Regions from separate parts of the Homo sapiens genome. Here all the other regions are linked to region 2. A link is a contact called in ENCODE Hi-C or POLR2A ChIA-PET data. All regions are on one chromosome and are shown on one strand. The core of a region is the stretch at or near the end of the contact, and the rest is flanking DNA. Distances in the headings are between cores, read along the strand shown.

What was found. A loop is a pair of places that touch in the nucleus more often than their neighbours do. ChIA-PET counts read pairs that join two places held with the same protein, here RNA polymerase II (POLR2A). Pooled maps may share reads with other maps.
Region 1: a pooled map shows a loop between it and region 2 (5-fold over the local background). The contact joins the promoter of VBP1 here to the promoter of MPP1 in region 2. A Hi-C loop is called at or near these places in 6 of 50 pooled maps. POLR2A ChIA-PET finds 5 or more read pairs at or near these places in 2 of 52 experiments (HepG2 and OCI-LY7).
Region 3: a loop to region 2 is called in a pooled map, with 8 times the contacts of the local background. The contact joins the promoter of IKBKG here to the promoter of MPP1 in region 2. A Hi-C loop is called at or near these places in 6 of 50 pooled maps. POLR2A ChIA-PET finds 5 or more read pairs at or near these places in 3 of 52 experiments (HepG2, Panc1 and activated naive CD4-positive, alpha-beta T cell).

Annotation. Positions count from the first base shown.
Region 1 is chrX:155,214,805-155,217,764 of GRCh38, reverse strand. It overlaps VBP1 (VHL binding protein 1), which reads right to left and starts at 1,305. Exons shown (of 6, transcript NM_003372.7): 1 at 1,190-1,305. The coding sequence starts at 1,282. RefSeq lists a silencer at 922-1,011 and enhancers at 1,182-1,261, 1,259-1,553, 864-1,652.
Region 2 is chrX:154,804,199-154,806,932 of GRCh38, reverse strand. It overlaps MPP1 (MAGUK p55 scaffold protein 1), which reads left to right and starts at 1,448. Exons shown (of 12, transcript NM_002436.4): 1 at 1,448-1,661. The coding sequence starts at 1,560. RefSeq lists a silencer at 1,324-1,483.
Region 3 is chrX:154,546,259-154,549,197 of GRCh38, reverse strand. It overlaps IKBKG (inhibitor of nuclear factor kappa B kinase regulatory subunit gamma), which reads right to left and starts at 1,578. Exons shown (of 10, transcript NM_001099857.5): 1 at 1,453-1,578. It overlaps G6PD (glucose-6-phosphate dehydrogenase), which reads left to right and starts at 2,352. Exons shown (of 13, transcript NM_001360016.2): 1 at 2,352-2,409. RefSeq lists enhancers at 1,191-1,470, 2,773-2,939 and a silencer at 1,911-2,470.

The sequences.
Region 1 (2,960 bases), core at 56-2,555, 410 kb before region 2:
GCATAACAGTAGTAGCTACCACCTCGAGTTTTGTAAAATCATTAAGAAAGTGCCTGGCACTCAACAAATTTTATTCCTTGTTATGGTTAGATAATAGATCAATGTAGAGAAATAAATGACACAGCTCATAAAAACACAAAATAATAACCAATTACGAAATTCAATCAGCAAATGCGAATATACAATATCAAGTGTGGTATAAATAAATGAGTCTTTAGAAGGATATAAGACGTAGTTAGTAAAAAAAAGGCAGAGGTAAGGTAAGGTACAAACCAAAAGATTGAGAAACTTCCATGAAGATTTTATAGTAGCTAAGTGGGGACAGACAGATGACCTGGCCTGGAGGGCCAGTCAGATGTTTTCTCTCATTAGTCAAATAGTTTTCAACTACTATTTCTAAATTAAATAAATAAAATAAAATTTTTAAAAAGCCACCCAGCACAGGCAGCGCCCTCCAGAACGGCCTGTGGAGCAACCCGATCCCCTCTAGGACACTAGCGAACCTGGGACCTAGCGCCATCAGGAGGGTTCAGCCTCCTCTCTCAACAATTCATTCTCCACTAAGTTGTTAGAATGATGTAGTTAAAACGAAAGGCCTTCTGATGACAGCCCGTTGCCTACTGGAAAACCTCAATTCCTTAGCAAGACACAGAAGGACTTTACACTCCCAACCTATCATCCTATTTTCCCATCGGTCTCTTCTTCCATTTCCCGAGGCAACATTCCCGAGACCACTGCATTCCTTCAACAGACAAAGTGATATTCCCGGTTTTCACATCTTAGCACTGGCTGTTCTGCCTATTCATTGTACTGTGTCTCCAGCATCCATGCTGAGTCGAGAGCTCCTCACCACCTCCCCTTTTCCAACCAGCAGGGGGACGAAAACCGGCGGCAGCCCGGAGGTCCCTCAGGCCGCCCTGCCCTGCCACCCGCCGCCCCTCGCCCCTCGCCCCTCGTCCCGGCCCCGCACCCCGTTCTCTTCTACGGCCTTCTCGAGCTACGTTTCTTCCGGGCGGGCCCCCAGCAGAGCTCAATCTGTCCAGGTGCGAGGGGTGAGAGCAGACCGAGCGCCCCCTCCCTGAACACTTGGCTCAGCTCCTTCCAACAGTCGAGGCCTGGGTGGGAGCCGGGAAGAAAGGGGCAGTCCAAGGCCTCAAGCCAAGATGCCAGGGAACAGCGTGCCTCTTACCACAAACACGGCCTCAGGAATCCCCAGGTGGAGCCGCCGCCCATTCCCTGTGGCCATTTCTCCTTTGCCACAACTGTCCTTAACGGCCGCCATCTTGGGGATGCGAGCGCGCGACTGCCTCCCGGGCCGCCGGCCGCCGGGATTCCGTGATTGGCTTGTTCGCACTTGCAGGCCCGCCTCTCCATCTCCATGCACATTCATTGGTGCGCAGGGAGCGTCCCCCACAAGTCCCCGTTCTCCTTTGGCCGAAAGTAGCCCAACCTCTAGGTGCTGATTGGCTGCGCTCAGGTAAGTGACAAGCGTGGAAGGGCCGCGAAAGAGAAGCTGGAGCGACAGGAAAAACCCATACGTCCTCCTGGGAAAAGGGGTCTTGTGAGTGAGCGGTGCTAAAGCCCTAGGAATAGGGACCTAGCCTGACCCCACCCCGACCCTAGAACTGGCAGCAGCCTTCGCAATGGCCTCTGGAGCGACCCAATCCCCTCTCTCGGATGCTAGCGAACCTGGGACCTAGCGCCATCACGAGGGTTCAGCCTCTGTGCCTTTCTGGTCTCACCATCCCAGGGAGCTTCCTGCCCCTTGAAGGGAACTTACTTTGTGTCTGTTTCAGAGTGGTCACTGGCCTCATTCTAATAAATACCCTGCCTGTCGCACCAGCCTTTCCTGAAAGCCACCTTTGATCAGAATGTCTTCTCTCCAGCTCAAACGTTTCCAAAACTTCATAGTCTACATACAAAATCCTAAGAACTCCACCTAGGCTTCTAGGCCCATGGACTTACCCAATGTCATCCTACACTACAACCCTTTAAAAGCACATGTGTCATACAGAACCAAGTAATTATTCTTCGGGCTCTTTTCTGTGCTTTATTTCACTGGAGTGTTTCCCAGTGAGGCAGTGCTTCATCCACTTGCACAAATTCTACCATGAGCCTAAGAATTACGCAATGGAAAGTAAGTCTCTCTTCTCAGAGGCAATCACTGTTACCGGTTTATCTCCGCACATAATGTACGATCAAGCATATAGACATAGATATGTCTTTAGATATAATATGAGGAAGAAATTGGTATCGTCATATTGTGAATGAGGAAACTAAAGCTCAGTGAACCTGTACAGCTCCTCCAAAATCCTACAACTACATAGTAGTGAAGCCGGAATTCCAAACTAGTTCTCCAGTGGCTTCTATGCGATTTGGCTTGGGAGGATGAAGACATGTTAGCTAACCATGACTCTGACCTTTTCTGGTCAGCAGTTTTGTAAGATAATGTCTCTGTTCCTGGAGAGAAAAGTATATGGGAATTCTATTCTTCACCACTCTCCCCCACCTCAGTGCCTTCCAAAAAAAAATTTTGTTTTTGAAAAGTAGGTAACGTTTCTACAGAAAAACATTGAGATATCAGATACACATGCAAATTTTGTTCAACTTCACTGATCCCTATCTATATTAATCATTGTTAGAACCAATCAAGGACTTACTTCAAACTTTAGGAAATATTTCTCCAAATTATCACTAATTTTAATTTGGAATAAATCCCTCTAAGAGATATAGTATTTGACACTTCGGGCCAGGTTTTTCTTTTGGAGCCAAAAGCCTTATCAGCTTATCGCTCATGTTTTACTCCCTTACAGGTACAAACAGAAGATTCCCTTATTTATACTGCTGAATATATTTCCTTTCTAGTGTTCTCTTAATTAGAAAGTTGTATACCAATTCTTTCCTTCCTGCCATGGCTGCAGCAGCTTTTCCAAGAGTACACTAACCTTATCAACTCTATA
Region 2 (2,734 bases), core at 199-2,698:
TGTATTGAAAATATTTTCTCCCAATGCACAGCTGTGTTTTTTGCTCTTTATGGTGTCTTCATAAATTAAAATTCTTAAAGTCAAAGTTACCACTATTCCATTCTATGGTCAATGGTTTGTCTACATTGTTTAGAAATCTGTATCCCAAAGTCTAAAAGTTCCTTGCCTATGTTTCCTGTCAAGAGCTTTAAGGGTATGTTTTTGACATTTAATTCCTTAATCCATCTGGAATAGATTATTATTATTTTCCATATCACATGAATGAGGATTCCAATTTCATCTTTTCCAATATAAATAACCATTTTCCAGCGTCAGTTAATAAAATGTCCCTGTTTACTTACCTAACATGCCACTTCTATCATATACCACATTTCTATACTTGCATGGTTGCGTTTCGGGGTTCTCTATTCTATGCCATTGCTCAATTAATCTATCCATGCCTCAATATCACAGTCTTAATTTCAATCTCTCCCCCCCCACCCCACCCCCCCCTCCCCCCCCGTTCGTTTAGAGTGATCTTGAGGAAGGGAACCGTCATTCACATGAGTTCGGCCTCTTGGTAGAGAAAACTGGGCAATGCAGCTCTAAACTGTTGCCCTTGGATTTTCTCCTCTTGGCTATGAGCTCCTCCTTCCCAGGAAGCTTTGAGGAAGGTCAGAATAAGATTACATGTAGTGATGAACTGCTTCTAATACTGTGAGGCTACTAGCTTGGGGTAGGGGACCAAGAGCCGTACAAGCCCATTAAATGTTTGTTTTGTTCAGAAAGCCTTCCATCGCTGTGACTGGTGTTTGAATGTCTCCAATGCGTTAGGATGCTAAGGAATCCTCCTCTAGGGTTACTAAGGAATGTTTGCTGCCTTTGCTTTCGCTGAGCCGGAAAAATTTTGTGGCATTTACAGCAGGAGATCTGCCCTAAGTAAAAACAGTTTGGTTTTGAAGGCAATAAGATGTTTCATCATCAAACAGCACACAACAATTAAATGACAGGGTGCAGCAGCACAGCAGCCTTAAAGGCATTTTCGCAATGTCCAGATCTCAAAGGGTAATGCTGCGCCCGCATCAATTTATGGGAAGAGTCTAGAGTTCACCTACATCTTTTGAACTCCACTAAGCCGGCCGATTCTGATTTCCCTTGTTGCCTCCCTGCAATCCCCACGAATTTGGCCAGGGCACCCGGGCGGCTCAGGCCCAACGGGGCGTGGGCCGTGTGCTCAACCACCCAGAAGCTGGGGGCCCCCTCCCCTTTCTTATCTTTCTGGCATTCATCTCACGCGGCCACCTACAGCTACGACTTCCTCAGGCCCTTTAAGGGCCGCTTCTCGGAGCGCAGGGAGCCGCGGAGTCCGGGGCGTGGGAGACTTCCATGGGCGGAGCGAGGGCAGGAGTGGGCGGGCCGTAGGCGGAGCTCCGTCCGCGCCCTCCCGGCGCACCGCCTGCGGGGCGGTGACTGGCCCAGCCGCACCGCGTCTCCCGCCTTCTCCGCAGCCCCGCAGGCCCCGGGCCCTGTCATTCCCAGCGCTGCCCTGTCTTGCGTTCCAGTGTTCCAGCTTCTGCGAGATGACCCTCAAGGCGAGCGAGGGCGAGAGTGGGGGCAGCATGCACACGGCGCTCTCCGACCTCTACCTGGAGCATTTGCTGCAGAAGCGTAGTCGGCCAGAGGTGAGCGGGCCCCGCTAGTCCCAAGGGCGCTGGGCCGGGGCTCGGCCATTCATCTCGGGACTTTCCCTGTCCCGGTCCCTGTCCCCGGGGGGCCTGTCCTTGCGGGTCCTGGCCATAGGTCGGAGACCGCGATAGCCGGCGGGGTGAGGACAAGGCCAGCGCGCGGCCGGGTTCGTACCGGGCTGCTGGTGCAGTGGATCCTTGCCCCCAGCAGTCCTTCCAGTTGGAAATCAGGAGAGGCAGCGGCCTGGACAGTGCGCTTATTAAGGGCAAGGAAAACTTCCTCGTGGACGGAAGTCAGAGTAACAGAAAGTCTTTAAGGAACACATCAAGGAGTAGGTCTGCCTGGTTGTTGTTGAAGTGCTTGTGTTTGGGTCAGCAGAAATGATTGTAAAAGCCAGCTTCTGGTTCTAAAGAGCTCACTCACTGTTCCTCTTCATTTAGGCAGGTCCCCTTGTGCTATGGTGCAAAGAGGGTGGCCAGTGTATATTTGCGGGTGGAACAAGGAATCCAGATTCCAGGGATGGATGGCTGGTAAATAGCTATTAACCTCCGTCCTCAAAGATGCCCTAAGGGTAGGTTGTGCTTATCTGTTACTGGCAAATCTCTCCCAAACTCGCTGGTTTACAACACTGAGCATTTTCTTGTCTCTCATATTTCGTTTTGATTGGGCCCAGCAAGGTGGTCGTCACTCAGGGTCTGTCAGGTGGGGACACGGCTCACTTACTCATTTGGAGCCATGAGCCATGAGCCAGAAAATCAACCAGCAGCCTCTCCCTGTGGCTTGGTCTTCCTCACAGCATGCTGGCCAGGTCCCAAGGGGAAAATGTCCAGAGAGAACCAGAGAGCCAGGCAGAAGCTCAGAAGTCACAGCATGAACCTCCTTCCTAGACTGCAAGGTCTTCTAGGGCAGGGCCGTGTCATACTCACTTCTTTAAGTGCCCAATAAGTGGGTCCTCAGAAATGTTTGCTAAATTAATAAATGACTGAAGAGATGGACATTTGGGATTTACAGTAACCCTCCGATTTCACAGATGAAAAAACTGAAGGTCCCTGCAACATAAGGCAAGCAG
Region 3 (2,939 bases), core at 329-2,828, 260 kb after region 2:
CATCCTGGCCAACATGATGAAACCCCATCTCTACTAAAAATACAAAAATTAGCTGGGCGTGGTGGTGCACAACTGTAGTCCCAGCGGCTGAGGCAGAAGAATCGCTTGAATCCAGGAGGCGGAAGTTGCAGTGGGTGGAGATCACACCACTGCACTCCAGCCTGGTGACAGAGCGAGATTCTGTCTCAAAAAAAAAAAAAAAAGAAAGAAAGAAAGAAAAAGAAATAAAATAATAATGGGAGAGGATTGCGAGGGATATAAACAAAATTAGTCAGAAGTTGATACCTTCAATTGTTGAAGTTGGTAGCTGTGAATGTAAGATTTACTATACTGGCCGAGCGCAGTGGCTCACACCTGTAATCCCAGCACTTTGGGAGTCTGAGGCAGGCAGATCACCTGAGGTCAGGAGTTCAAGACCAGACTGGCCAACATATAGTGAAACCCCGTCTCTACTAAAAATACAAAAATTAGCTGGGCGTAGTGGCGCACGCCTGCAGTCCCAGCTACCTGGGAAGCTGAGGCAGGAGAATCGCTTGAACCCAGGAGGAGGAGGTTAGAGTGAGCTGAGATCATGCCACTGCACTCCAGCCTGGGCGACAGAGCGAGACTCCATCTCTCAAAAACAAACAAACCAAAAAGATTTACTATACTCATTTTTCTACTTTCGTACATTTTTGAAATTTCCAATAATAAAATGCTCAAAGCACTGTCTCTGAGCTGGATTACTGCAATTACCTCTTACCACGCCACCCTTCTTTTACCCTTGCCCACTATGGTCTGTTCTCCCCACCACTGCTAGAACGATCAGTGTAAGACGTAATTCCGATCACATTCCTCCTCTACTGAGAACCCTACCATGGATCCCCGTTGCCTTCTGCGTAAAAGCCAATCTCCCTACAACGGCCTACAAGGCCCTGTACCATCGGGTTCCCCATCCCTTCCTCTCCAACTGTGCTCCCCTCCCTCACTCTGCTCCAGCTATAGTGACCTCCGTGCTATTCCTCTAATGTGCCAGGAGAGCCCATTCATTCTCAGATCACAGAAACAGTATGACGATAGGCAGATGTTGTCTTGCAAAACGAGCAAACAGGCATATGAAATCAGATACCTAGCTGCCAAACTATATGTGAGGCATTTCCGAAGAATTTAACGACCTCGATAGAGCGCAGTCAAGTTTGGTGAACAGAATATGTCTCTGAACTAGAGGAGTCCTCACACAAGGAGTAGGGTCAGACCCCGCAGTGGAGGAGGAGGGAGGAGTAGAAACAGTCCAGCTCGCCGCCCAAGTAACCTGGGTCCTGAATCGGCCCGCCTTGGCCAGTGCTCCAGAAGCGCGGAGCAGGAACGGGCTGGGGCCCAAAAAAGAGGGGGGAGCCTGAACGTCCGGGGGAAGTTTCGGAGGCGGCGGAACGCCCACGGATGGAACCCTGTCTTTGGGGAAAAGGACCACACCTGTCAGCAGAGTCCGTCAGACGTGAGAAGGGTGGGAGCGGCGGACTGTGAACGCTGGTAGGGCCCCGGCGCTCCGAGAAAGTCCCAGTTTCGCGGTCGCCCTTCCCTACCACGCTTCCGGCTTCCGGTGTCATAGCTGTGGGATCCGGAAGTAAAAACACAAGCCCCGCCCCCGAGAACTCGGGAAGCCGGCGAGAAGTGTGAGGCCGCGGTAGGGCCGCATCCCGCTCCGGAGAGAAGTCTGAGTCCGCCAGGCTCTGCAGGCCCGCGGAAGCTCGGTAATGATAAGCACGCCGGCCACTTTGCAGGGCGTCACCGCCTACACGCCCCCTCGTCTCTCGGACGGCGGCGTCTAGCCTCGGGGCGCTCGGCCGCCCCGCCCTCTCCGGGGGAGGAATCAAGAAGAGACTGCCCAATAGGGCCGGCTTGACCCGCGAACAGGCGAGGGTTCCCGGGGGAGTGGCGCGGCAGAAGGCCCCGCCCAGGAGCCGAGGGACAGCCCAGAGGAGGCGTGGCCACGCTGCCGGCGGAAGTGGAGCCCTCCGCGAGCGCGCGAGGCCGCCGGGGCAGGCGGGGAAACCGGACAGTAGGGGCGGGGCCGGGCCGGCGATGGGGATGCGGGAGCACTACGCGGAGCTGCACCCGTGCCCGCCGGAATTGGGGATGCAGAGCAGCGGCAGCGGGTATGGCAGGCAGCCGGCGGGCCGGCCTCCAGCGCAGGTGCCCGAGAGGCAGGGGCTGGCCTGGGATGCGCGCGCACCTGCCCTCGCCCCGCCCCGCCCGCACGAGGGGTGGTGGCCGAGGCCCCGCCCCGCACGCCTCGCCTGAGGCGGGTCCGCTCAGCCCAGGCGCCCGCCCCCGCCCCCGCCGATTAAATGGGCCGGCGGGGCTCAGCCCCCGGAAACGGTCGTACACTTCGGGGCTGCGAGCGCGGAGGGCGACGACGACGAAGCGCAGGTAACCGGCCGGGCGGGCGCCGCGCAGGCGGAGGAGCGTACTGTCCCGCGCTGCGCCGCGCGGCGGTAAAATACACGCTGTTTGTTGTGCTTGAGAACCGAGCAGAATCGAGAGGGTCTTAACCAATCCCTTTATACCCCGCACCTCCTCTCTTGAGCCCCTGAGACCCCGAGAGCGAAGGGGACTTGCCGACCGGGGTCACCCAGCTTGGCAAGGGGAGGGCTGGAGCTGAACTCCAGCATCTGCACCATCTCCCATGCTCCAGGTCATTGTGGAGTTCCCGCTACAGTCGGGAATGAGATGGTCCTGGGCACGCAGTTCCATGCCCCACAAGGATTTTACTCGGTTGTCCAGAATTGATGCTGTAGTCGGAATACACCAATGCTTTGAGTAATTTTGTAATGTACACCCTGAATGAAGGCTGCCTAGGAGAGAGTGGCTGGAGCCCAGAGCCAGCAGTTTCTAACCCATCAACCACTCCCCAATGCCCAGCCGTTCACAAGGAGTGATTTGGGCAATCAGGTGTCACC